2 separate regions of the Homo sapiens genome follow, and region 2 is linked to region 1. Evidence: chromatin contacts called from ENCODE Hi-C or POLR2A ChIA-PET data. All regions are on one chromosome and are shown on one strand. The core of a region is the stretch at or near the end of the contact, and the rest is flanking DNA. Distances in the headings are between cores, read along the strand shown. Region 1 overlaps RAB30 (RAB30, member RAS oncogene family). Region 2 overlaps RAB30 (RAB30, member RAS oncogene family).

Region 1 (5,855 bases), core at 2,833-5,332:
AAATTCCCATAATGAAGGCCAGTTAACTTCATTTAACACAGGATTTACCAAACATGATTTTAGCTGAGAATTCTTTTCTCATATAAAACACCTTTTATATATGCCTTGCTACTAGGGCTCCATGAAACATTAGTGTAGTAAACACTATTATATTTTATAGCATTTGAAATAAGAGCTGCCCAGGTAGGGTTGCCAGATATAGTTTTTTAAAAATAAATAATAAGAAATCCAGGTCATATCACCCTGACCATGTCAAATTTCAGTTTCAGATGGTCAGATGTCAACAAATACACTTTAATATAAATTTGTTCCAAATATTGCATGAGACATATTTTAAAGTTTGTTGTTTACCTGAAATTCAAAATGAACTGGACATCCCATCTGAGTACTCAGGTCACAGTAGAAATAGAGGCCCTAGGCATAACACCATGCTTGCCCAGAAGCTGTGGAGGGCGATGGGCAGGGCATGAGAAACAAGATATCCCTGATAAATCCAAAACAACCAGAGGAATAAAAAAGGGCAAGTAAAACTTCAAGAAGGCATCATAGGGGTTCTTTAGAATCTGGGTCAGACTCTGGAGGGTGGGTTCAGACTGGCACGGGGGCTCAGCAGGTGAATCTCACCCTCTTTGATGATCCCAGAGCACTGTGGACCTTCCTCCAAGTATATCCCCACATGTGTGTCAGGCCCATGGAAGGAGCCATGCTTTATGTGTCTCTCACCCCCTACTATCCTTAAGGACAAAGACTGTACCTCAACAAGACACCTGTCTCTGCTTGTCCCACTGCTGTGTTCAGTAAGTGTACACTGAATTGAAAGCCTTTCATCCATCTTTCCGCCTAACAAGGTTCTGTCCCTGGAAGCTCATTATTGCTTAATTACTAGGAGGCAATTACTAACCATTACTATAATCAACTGCTACAAGCTCACTTGCTTTACATCAGCTGCTAATTTCATGTTATTGCAAGTTAATTATTCTCCTTGGCCACAAATGTCAAACACCCACCTGTGCTGTGGCTGCTCCTTATTCACCAGACTGTAAACTCCAGCATTTTTACATTGCCCTTTATAGTTTACAAAATTCTTTCACAGACATTATCTAATCTGGACCTCCCAACAACCTCAAGAGAAAGCTCTAATCATTCATTCTGCAAGTGAGGAAACTGAGGGTTTAGGTAATGAAGTGACTTACTTACTCTGACACACTGGTGAGTCACAAGGTGGCCTCTGTATCCTGGCTACCTAGAATTTCTCCTCTGCCAGAACACACTATGTGTCCCCAGGTTCCTGGCCATTTGGACCATGATTTGAACACACTGTGTGCTAGGAACGGTGCTAAATGTTTTCCACATGTAATCTTATTTAATCTTTTCAGTAGGCCATCAAATGGGTATTAATATTCCCATTATACAGATAAGAAAACTGAGGTTCAGAGAGATTAATTAGTTCAAAAATCAAACAGCTAATGAGTAAAAGTGCCTGGATTCAAAACCCAGGTCTTTGTGGAAAAAAATTAAGTTGGAGGTCTGTCTCACTCCTTATACTAAAATAAATTCTGGATGGATTCAAAGTTTGGATCTAAAAAACTGAAGGCATAAAAGTACTAGAAGAAAACATTATATATATACATATATATAAAACCTTAAAGTAGAGAAGGCTTTCTAAGAATTACTCAAAATCAAGGCTATAAAGTAAAAAGGCTGAGAAATTTCACTAAATGTTTCAAAAATTCTGTATGGCAAAACAATAAAAATGAAGAACTGACTGCAATATATATTATTAAGGTCTAATTGATTACATGCATAAAAAGTTCCTACAAAATGAATAAGAAAAATTCAATAACCGACTAGAAAAAATAGGCTAAGGACATGAGCAGATAATTCACAAGAAAGGAATAAAAATAGCACTTACATTTTTTTTTTTAAAAAACTGATCAATCTTACAAAAGTAAATTCAAACTATAGTAAATTTATACTTATAAATTATAATTTTAACTATATGTAGTTATAATAAGAGGCCATTCATCTCAGATTGGCCAAGTTTATCCTGTACTGGTGACACTATGGAGAAATGGGGCACTTGTATACTACTGGTGGGAGGTAAATCAATGCAACCTCTATGGAGAGCACTATTGATTTAAAGCTAAAAACGCTATTACAAACCCTCTGACCCAGCAATTGCACTTCTAGGAATCTATCACATTTATACTCACAAAGGCACATGTAGTAGGATATTTATTACAACAGTATTTGGAATAGCAATTATAAAAACAACCTAAAAGTCCATTAGCAGAAAATGGTTATATAGATTAAGGTAGCCATACAACAATGGACCACCACACAGCCTGCTATGGATATCTGCAAGATGTATTAAATGAAAGAAGCAAGGCAAAGAATGGTGTGTTTACAGTATGAAGAAAGGGCGGGGGCATATGATTCTATATCTGTATAGGCACAAGATATTTTTGGAATGACACAAAAGAAACTGGCAACAGTAGTTGCCCCTGGGGAGGCTATAATATTTAGCTCTTTCTAGGAAAGAAGATAACCTCCAACTCTTAAATTATACTCTGCCTTTTTATTCAGTCTATAGTAGTGCTTCAAAAGCAAGACAGTTTTCCTAATACAGGGAGAGAGGCCCTGTTTAAAAAAAAATCTATTTGGGGTACTCTGTTTCAATCTTTGTGTCTTTCTCTTTGCCCAGCTGCACCCCTTCATGGGACAGGGACCCCAGGAAGGAATGTCCCACCCAGACTCTGGAGTTGCTTTTCCAGTTCATTGTGTGTATCACTGCTTTCTCTAAACCATGTCTCAGCACAGTGAGTCTCTACAAGGAGGATTCATTCTTTCAGACCAACTTCCCTCAAAACCAAGTATCCACAGTATGGCAGCCAAAACCAATGGATCAAACAATAGCTTGCTTGTGTCATGAATAAAAACAAAACTCTCACACATTCTTACAGCTTAGAAATTACTCTCACTTCACTCTGACACAGAACATTTCTGAGGAAGCAGAAGGAGCTCATCTTTTTCTCCCCATTTTACAGAAATGAGATTTGAAACCAAGATAGTGACTTGCCTCAGGCCACGCAGCATGTAAGCAACAGAGCCAGAAGAGCAAACACAGGTCCCCTGACTCCAAATCAGAGCTGCTGCCAGGACAAATAAGATCTGCACATATAAATCTCCATTGGGCAAGGCCACAGACAAAACTGTCAGGGGTGGCTGGCATGAACACATGCCATGGATTGGGGGTGGAGTTAGGAGGAAGGAGCTCAGAAGCAGCCCTTAGAATACTTTTCAAGATATGCAAAAAGTAAAAATGAAAATGAAAAATAAAGCAGGCCTGAGACCTCCATAATACTATTTTCAAAAATCAAGACAATCAAATATTTTATTTTATTCTTCATATATTATGTTTGATATTTTCCTAATTCCTAGAAATACAAAACGGATTTGGGATTCCAAACATGAGAATGATTCCACAAAGCAGCATTTCATCAGCATTAACCCAAGCAAACACCTGAATTATCTTCTGGTGCTCTTTCTGCCATAGTGAGAAGCTGGCCATGGGGAGCATCCCTACACTAAGCACAGATTTGGTTTTCCACATATAGGTGAGAAGAGAAGGGAAGAGGCCACCGCTTAGGACCCACTCAGTTAACTCCCCAGGCGGGGCTAATTTGTTTCGTACCACAGCACCTGGGAGCAGGTGCTTGACAAAGAGGCTCAGATGTGCCTGGAAATACTCCTGCTTTGTTTCCTGGGGGAAGAAAAAGGATACCCTTCCCACTCATCGACCCCCTTCCAAGTTGGAGACTTCTGTCTGCAAAACATGTTTGTTAAACTGCCCTAAAAAAGGCACTTGCAGACCCAACTTGCTGTTTCTGTCTTCTGCACAAGCAGGTGGGGCTCCCTCTGTTGTCCTCCTCCAACAATAAACAATACCACTGCAAAGAGCTCTGGGCTTTGCCCCATTGCCTTCCCCCTTGTATTCTCTAAATCAGGGACCGTGTCTAATCTTTCCTCTGCAGAAGCTTCCCTGCGCCTGCTTGGCTGGACCGGAAGAACCTTCTTATCAGCTTATTCAGTCTCCTCCCACCGGGCTGAACACACAAAGCAGCCTGGCCAGGGAGCCAGAGGTCAGGGCCACGGCTCAGAACTGGGCTCAAGTCTTTCCCCTGATGGTCCTCTGCCCCGGAGATCAGAGGCCTACCAGGAACAGAGATGTCTTCTCCCTGTTGGAAGACTGTCACACTAGGCTGGACCCCTCCTTCAGCTGTTCAGATTCCCTCCTCACTGGAAGCAGGAGAAAAAGTGAGAGGGAAGCAAGTGTCCACATGCTCAGCAACCTGAATAGATGAAGACAAAAAAAGAACTCTCCCAAGTTTGTGACAGGTCCTGTGTCAAGCAAAAGAATGACTACTTGTCTAGAGCTTTACACACACCAGGCCATTATTGCATCCTTGAATCAACCCCATTGGGCAGAATTTCTTACATACTGTTACTATCAATGTTTTTACATCTATAGAGCACTTTTAGTTTCCTAAGTGTTTTCCAGTGCATTATCCTGGCAAATTCCTGTATCATGGCAAATTCTTATGCAGAAGATAGGGTACAAATTTTCCCTCAGCAGGGATGGACGCACACACATGCACACACACTCACACAGCATACCATAACCTATCTGTCACCAAGGCCTGCTTGAATACACCCCTGCTTAACCCCTGTCCCCACTGCACCAACATGGCTCAGGGACTAGTCAGCTCTCCCCCACCCAGCCTACTGTGGACTTCTAACCAGGCTCCCTGCAGCCAGTCTACGAAGTGTTTTCCCAAAAGTGCCAACTAATTATCAGCCTTGAGGATGCAGTTCAACTCCTTAGGTAGGATGGTGTAACAAGGCTCTTCATAATCTGGCCCAAATTCACCTCTCTTCAATTCCCATATACGTTAGACTCCATCACATAACAATGAACCCTGAGCTCCTTAAAGTTGAATTCAACAAGTATTTATTAAAGAAATGGCCAAAAAGCGGGAAACCTTTTTTTTTTTTTTGAGCAGAGTTTCTCATCACCCAGGCTGAAGTACAATGGTGAGATCCCAGCTCACTGCAACCTCCACACCCCAGGTTCAAGCAATTCTGTCTCAGCCTCCCAAGTAGCTGGGATTACAGGCACCCGCCACCATGCCTGGCTAATTTTCATATTTTTAGTAGAGACTGGGTTTCACCATGTTCGCCAGGCTGTTCTCAAACTTCTGACCTCAGGCAATCCGCCCGCCTCGGCCTCCCAAAGTGCTGGAATTACAGGCGTGAGCCACCGCGCCCGGCCAAAAACGGGGAAATTTTTAAGCCAAAATAAGTAGTCTCTTTCAAAGAGTTCCAGATTTCAAAAAGTCTATGAAATCAAGAATTCTGTAACCATGCTGCAGGGTACAGTTTGAGAGCTGGGTGGAAGATGTGGATGTGTAAAATTTAGCAACAGATGGAACCTGAGGGAAATCCTAAAGAAAATATAAATTCTGGGATTTTAATCCCAGGAACAACATGCCCAGGGAGCCAAAAACACCAAAAATAAATAAAATAAAATAAAATAAAATAAAAACAAATAACAAAAGACCAGAGAGGTCCAAACTTATTTCAAGATAAACAGATAAATAAATGGCCACTGGTGTTAACCTACTGAAGGCAGGAATGGCATCCAAACATTAACAGGTGAAGTAGAAAGAGGCACAACTTTCCTCAATAGCAACTTTTCAATACTCATCAAAAGCCTTTCAATACTCATCAAAAGCCTTCACAAGGTCCACACACTTCAACCCAGCAAGAGGAAAATTCTGCTTCTGGGAATTTTC
Region 2 (6,421 bases), core at 519-3,018, 37 kb after region 1:
CCCAGTTGATCAGCTGAGCCTAATCCACATTAGAAGAACCACCCAACTGGCCCGTGGAATTATGAGCACTAATAAACTGTGGTGGTTTTAAGCCACTAAGTTTTGACATGATTTGTTTATCAGCTAGCTGATCAAAGGCAAAATTTAAATGTGGACTCTATTAGATGACATAATGGAATCAATATTAAATTTCTAAGGCATGATAATGGTATTGTGAAGAAGAATATCCCCCTTACACTTAGGAGAATACTGATATATTTAGAGATAAAGGATCATGATGTCTGCCCTACCCCCTAGTGTAAATATGCATTTATAAAGAAAGATAAATCACATGTGGCAAAATGTTAGCAATTGGTAAACCTAAGTAAAGGGTTTTTTGGTTGTCCTTTGTATTAATATGTTTGTTTTAAATTTTTCAAAATAAAAAATTAGATAGAAAAAAAACCACACACCTCTATTTACCCCATAACACAGCAAGTTACCGTGCAGTGAACAGATCCTTTCCATCTCCCACCCCCTGACCCTTTTTACTGGAGGAAACACTACTACTGCTGAGTGGGGAGGGAAGTAGATATAAAGTGCAGTAAACCAGGGTTATATTATGATATAGTTAAATGAAAGACTCATTAATAGTTAAGAAATGTTTAAAGGTAGATGTTAACAGCAAGCAGCCATTAAGGTTTTCTTCCTAATATAATCAGAAGAAAAATTTGTGTAGGGTTGGATGGGACTTGAAAAGAACAAAGCTTTGGCAAGAAACGTGGGCAGGTCTTTGAATTATTTTTTGTTGGAAAACAAATATTCCTGTGTTTCTCTATTTTAAGAGATTTCTCAAACACCTGCAAATGAGAAGGGTATCTTGTATTCATCTCTACCCCCTGAAAATCCCTAAAGAATCTTACCAATATAACCAAAATCTGTTTATTCACAACCTAATGAAAGCCTTCTTTATTTAATTTGGATTTTCCCTCAAGGGATATGCAGCAATTATTAACGCTGTATATTGACTTATGTGAACAAACCCAGAGGCCTAGGTTCAAAGGATATGGCTTTCTGAACTAAAATCTAAGGACTTCAGCTTTATTATGCCATATAGAAAAATTCCACTTAGAGTGAATGGCAAACAAAGCCCATTCTCTATATAAAAAACAGTAATCCAGGTAGGAAGATTTTTTTTTTAGAAATATCACTACAAGTCTGTTCAAAGATCTTTGAACTTCGAAAAAGTCCAGAGCAATCCCATGTATTACCATTGTCAGATGAGAAAAACATTCAACTTATATAAGAAAGAGAAGAAAATATTGCCAGGTACTCTACATTTAATGAGTTGGTTGTTCTCGTTCATCAGAACTGAAAAATAAATGCAGCAAAGAATTTGTTTTAGGCATCATTGGGCTCAAAGCCAAATCCACCCCTCATTTTTCTTACAGAATTCCTTGATTTTTTAGCCCACAAACCCCAGGATGCTTCAGAATATAGTTTGAAACTATAGCTTTAAATTAAAATGGCTGTGCAAAAGGCAGGTACCACATACAGAGAGAATCTTCCAGTTATCTCTACAAACTTCATCAGATTCAGAGAAACCAAGCAGGCTATCAGGTCTTCAAGGAATCTTTGATGTTCAAAGAGAATTTTACTGTATACATTAATTCTCAAAAATGTTCAGGGGCACTGTAAAAACAACTGCAGGGCAATAGGCTTTCCTAGCCGAAATCTGCACATTAGCCTATCTCATGAAAGGACTAGCCGTCAGCAGACCTAGACATGGTCTAACACAGACACTGAACTCCCATTGACTCATCACCGGAAGTGTCAACTGTTTAAAGAAGGGTGGATTACTCATTTATTCATTTATTCTGTAAACATTTTTTTTTATAGAGACGAGGTCTCCCTTTGTCACCCAGCCTCCCAAGCAACTGAAACTACAGGCATCCACAACTGTGCCCATATATATATTTTTTTTCCTAGAGATAAGATCTTGCCATCTTGCCCAAGCTGGTCTCGAACTCCTGAGCTAAAACGACCCTCCTGCCTTGACCTCCCAAAGTGCTAGCATTACAGGCATGAGCTACCACACCCAGCTCTGTAAACATTTATTGAACAAATTGTATATGCCAAGCCCAGAGTAGGAAAACACAGATTAAAAGGGCATACCCACTGCCCACCAGGAGGTCGCAAATGAATGGAGAAGCACAATCCAAGCACTTAGTCAAACTGCAATAAACAGCCTTGCCACGGTTAAGCACTTGAGCCTAGATCCTGACTCTACCACTTATTGGCTTGGTGGCTTTGGACAAAATTGACTTAACCTGTACAAGTTTTGTCTCCTCAGCTGTAAAATGGGTATGGTAAACCTATTACATTGAGTTACTGTCAGAACTGAGATTACGTATATGACTATACATATTATAGTAACTTTAGGTAAATGTTGGCTATAATTATTAATCTTTGTTATTATCTGAGTGGTTACACTAGGTATCTAAAATCCACCCTGAGATTCTAATAATTAGCTGTGTGACCCAGAGTAAGTAATTTAAAATCTCTGGGTTTCATGCTCTTCATTTGTTAAATGAGAGGTTATAGCTAAGTGATCCTAAAATCTCTTCAAGCTCTGGAATATTAAAAGGCTCTATGATTGATCTTACATGGTTTCATATATGTCTCAATGACACTGCTCAGATAAACTGGTGAAACAAAGCAACTGCCAAATAAATCACCTTTCTTCAGTAGTTGTCTGAATCTTTCATTTTACTTCCTTTAACCTCATTACTTACCCAGGCATATATGGGATATACTAAGCTGACTGAGAGCTAAGGCTTTGTTGTACCAAATTGTGCATCCTTAATCCCAAACACCGTCCTGGAAAGTGATAGGCACCCAGTGTCTTAAAATTAAGATTCATACTTCCCTCGGGACCAAAGCTATACATATGCAAGGTGAGTGGACACTCTGAGGTGTAGGCCTGACCTCTAGGGATCCTTTTCTAAGTGTCACCACTTAGAAAAAGGGCTGGAGAGGTATTCCACCCTTTGGCCTTCAGTTTCCTCATTGGTAAAATGAAGGGAATCTATTAGATCAGGGGTTGGCAAACTATGGCTCATAGGCCAAATCCAGCCTATATCTCTACCCCCAGCTTAGAATAATTTTTACTTTTTTTTTTTTAAGAGACAGGGTCTCACTCTATTGCCCAGGCTTCAGTGCAGTGGCGTGATCATAGCTCACTGCATCCCTGAACTCCTGGGTTCAAGCCATCTCCCCACCTTAGTCTCCTGAGTAGCTACAACTACAGGTGTGTACCACCATACCCAGCTAATTTATTTTTATTTTGTAGAGACAGGGGTCTCACTTTGTTGCCCAAGCTGGTCTCGAACTCCTGGCGTCAAGTGAACCTCCCCACTTGGCCTGCCAAAGTGCTGGGATTACAGCTGTGAGTCACAGCACCCAGACAATTTTTACATTTTTTAATGATTGCAAAAACAAAGAACAATATGCATCAGAGATCATATGTGGCCCCCAAAGCCTAATATATTTACTTTCTGGACCTTTTAATAGAAACAGCTTGCTGCCTCTGGATTAGATTATCTCTAAAGTCCCTTTAAACCCTGACATTTTAACATTCTAATTCTGCTGGGTTTCCTTGAATTGTGTGATTCCGGCTCTTCACGCAGAGCAGTACCAAGTCTGAAACAATACCAAAGGCACAACAGGAACTCAACTACAATTTGCTAACTGCATAAATGAATTCTGCAGCAGCAACCCTAAGAACTAAATCCTCTACCAAGGGGGCAAGTTGGGTCAATGTGTATCCAGTGACTGCCTAATAAATGCCCCCAGGGTGGACGCCACAATGAGAGGAACAATCTACTCTTATTGGCCTTTTGGATGACGGTGGCACCTGGAAAGGCCTGGAGCTCAGATAACCAGGATTAAAACTCACCTTGTTCCACCAAATAAAAAAATACATGTAGCCATCCCCTGAACAAACCCCTTGGGCAAATTATAAAGCTATCTAGAAAGAGCTATCAGAAACACAGATCATCTAAACTGATCATCTTAATAGCCATGGACCCAAGAGAATAAATTCCATCCACAATAAGGCATATAGAATAATTTAGCTCACAACATTATTTCTTTTTCCCTCTATTGTTGTTAAAAATACACGATACCAAAACAAGGAATTCAAATATTTATGTCAGGGCAACAAGCCAAGGAAAGTCTTGAGTATATGATCCTATTAACAATAATAGAAGATAGAGCAAGGTAAAAGAAAAAATAAAGCTCCCTGCCTCGACTCTTGACCACACATACTTTCCCAAAATAAACAGCCAGCAATTATTCTTTTAATGTTCCTCCTCTGTTCACCCATAAATCACTGCTATGTATAAACCTCTTGCTGATTCAAAGGATTTTTTTTTTCTTTCAGTCTTCCTCTTTTTGATTGCTAACAATGAGTTCTGAAAAGGGCTGAGAGTGCTTTTCCACCATCCCTCAGTAGAGCATCTCCATTTACAAGTACAATACACTCCAACCACACACTTCATTGTCATACTGTTACGTATAAATCACAAAGTTGATCTAGAGATTCTGCCTTTTCTCCTTTCCTCTAAAGAAGCAACTTGGGGCTGGGCATGCTGGCTCATACCTGTAATCCCAACACTTTGGGAGATAAGAGGATGGCTTGAGGCCAGGAGTTTGAGATTGGCCTTAGCAACATAGCAAGACCCTGTCTCTACAAAAAATAAAACGATGCTCACTTCTCTCCACAAGGCCCCGTATGCCCAGTAATGACATGGAGTCACAAATCTCACCTTCTCCCCAGGCACCCTGCTCTAGATATGCTGGCCTAGAAGGTTTAAAAAGAAAAAAAATCCCACCTCTAATCCCAGCACTTAGAGGCTGAGGTAGGAGGATCGCTGAAGACCAGGAGTTCGAGACCAGCCTGGGCAACATAGTGAAATCCTAAAAAAGTAAGAAATTAGCCAAATGTGGTGGCACATGCCTGTAGTCCCAGCTGCCCAGGAGGCTGAGGTGGGAGAATCACTTGAGCCCAGGAAGTCAAGGCTGCAGTGAGCCGTGATAACACCACTGCACTCAGCCTGGGCAACAGTGAGACACTGTCTCAAAAAAAAAAAAAAAATCCTGAATATTATAATGCTCATTTCTAAGCTCTTCATAAACCAGAAGAGAGACAGTTTAAATTTGGATTCTTTCCCCGACTCAGTAGGTAAGCTTTTTCTTTTTCCAATAGCCAGAGGAGGTAGGCAAACATTGGCCCCTCTGCTGACCTTTCTATGAACCTCAAAAAAAATCTCTTTACTTCCCAACCTTGGGGTTGTCTAGCCAATCAAAATGAGTTTAATGTTAGCCTGCATCCTTGTTTGAGAGGTAAGGAGCCTGCATTAGGTTCATGCTGTCTGAGCTCTGCGACCTCTAAGGAAAGGTCCTGTCGTGGCTGCTCGCTGATGCCAGCCCCAAACAGCCTCACCCACCGTCTCTCCAAATCCCATTGCTGTAAGCCCTGCTGCTGGGCCCCAGCATGGCCCTGAGTGGCTGTACTCCACCCTTCTTAGATGCTCTGCCCTTCTCCCTGCTGGAGCATGTGAGCTGGAGCATCCACTCAAGCTCGAAAAAGAACCACATGGTTAAAAAGAAACTTTTTAAAGTAGGTAGATAATTAATGTAAAGAGGGGCAGACTGCCTCTACAATAAGATAAGTCTGATATCGCCTTGTTTTGTAACTATAAAAGTCCTTGCAAACTATTTATTAATGTTTGCAAAAAGATGCTGGGTGTGGTGGCTCACACCTGTGATCCCAGCACTTTGGGAGGCCAAGGCAGGCGGATCATGAGGTCAAGAGATCAAGACCATCCTGGCCAACATGGTGAAACCCCCATCTCTACTAAAAATACAAAAATTAGCTTGGTGTCATGGCATGCACCTGTAGTCCCAGCTTCTCGGGAGGTTGAGGCAGGAGAATCGCTTGAACCCGGGAGGCGGAGGTTGCAGTGAGCCGAGATTAAGCCACTGCACTCCAGCCTGGCAACAAAGCGAGACTCCATATCAAAAAAAAAAAAAGGAGGCCAACATTTGCCTGGTTTTTCTGGGGGGCAGAGGCGGGGGGTGCAGGGGGCAGTTTTTGTGTTTTTTTTTTGAGACAGGGTCTCACTCTGTTGCCCAGGCTGGGGTTCAGTGGCGTGATCATAGCTCACTACAGCCTCAACCTGCGGGGCTCAAGCAATCTTCTCATTTCAGCCTCCCAAGTAGCTGGGACTACAAGGTATACGCCACCATGCCTGGTTAATTTTTTTTTTAATTCTTTGTAGAGACAGGGTCTCACTATGTTGCCCAGGCTGGAACATGTGCCTTTTGAAGGTAAAGTTCAATAGAAAATTTGAGGTGATTCAAATAGGCTTTGGAAAAC

Evidence for each region. A loop is a pair of places that touch in the nucleus more often than their neighbours do. ChIA-PET counts read pairs that join two places held with the same protein, here RNA polymerase II (POLR2A). Pooled maps may share reads with other maps.
Region 2: a map of PC-3 shows a loop between it and region 1 (4-fold over the local background). The contact joins two enhancer-like sites. A Hi-C loop is called at or near these places in 16 of 168 maps with a recorded cell type or tissue (B cell, CD8-positive, alpha-beta T cell, K562 and 11 more), 20 of 37 single-sample maps with no recorded cell type and 15 of 50 pooled maps. POLR2A ChIA-PET finds 5 or more read pairs at or near these places in 13 of 52 experiments (A549, AG04449, BJ and 9 more).

What each region holds. Positions count from the first base shown.
Region 1 is chr11:83,004,034-83,009,888 of GRCh38, forward strand. The region is part of intron 1 of RAB30 (RAB30, member RAS oncogene family); the gene reads right to left. Among named protein-coding and RNA genes, the nearest start is that of SNORA70E, 35 kb to the right of the region's middle. RefSeq lists an enhancer at 3,834-3,893. Within about 2 kb of position 4,083, at least 20 of the 41 ENCODE cell types and tissues checked have a DNase peak (open chromatin) inside an H3K27ac peak, as active enhancers do.
Region 2 is chr11:83,043,348-83,049,768 of GRCh38, forward strand. The region is part of intron 1 of RAB30 (RAB30, member RAS oncogene family); the gene reads right to left. Among named protein-coding and RNA genes, the nearest start is that of SNORA70E, 5.0 kb to the left of the region's middle. RefSeq lists an enhancer at 1,917-2,471. Within about 2 kb of position 1,769, at least 3 of the 41 ENCODE cell types and tissues checked have a DNase peak (open chromatin) inside an H3K27ac peak, as active enhancers do.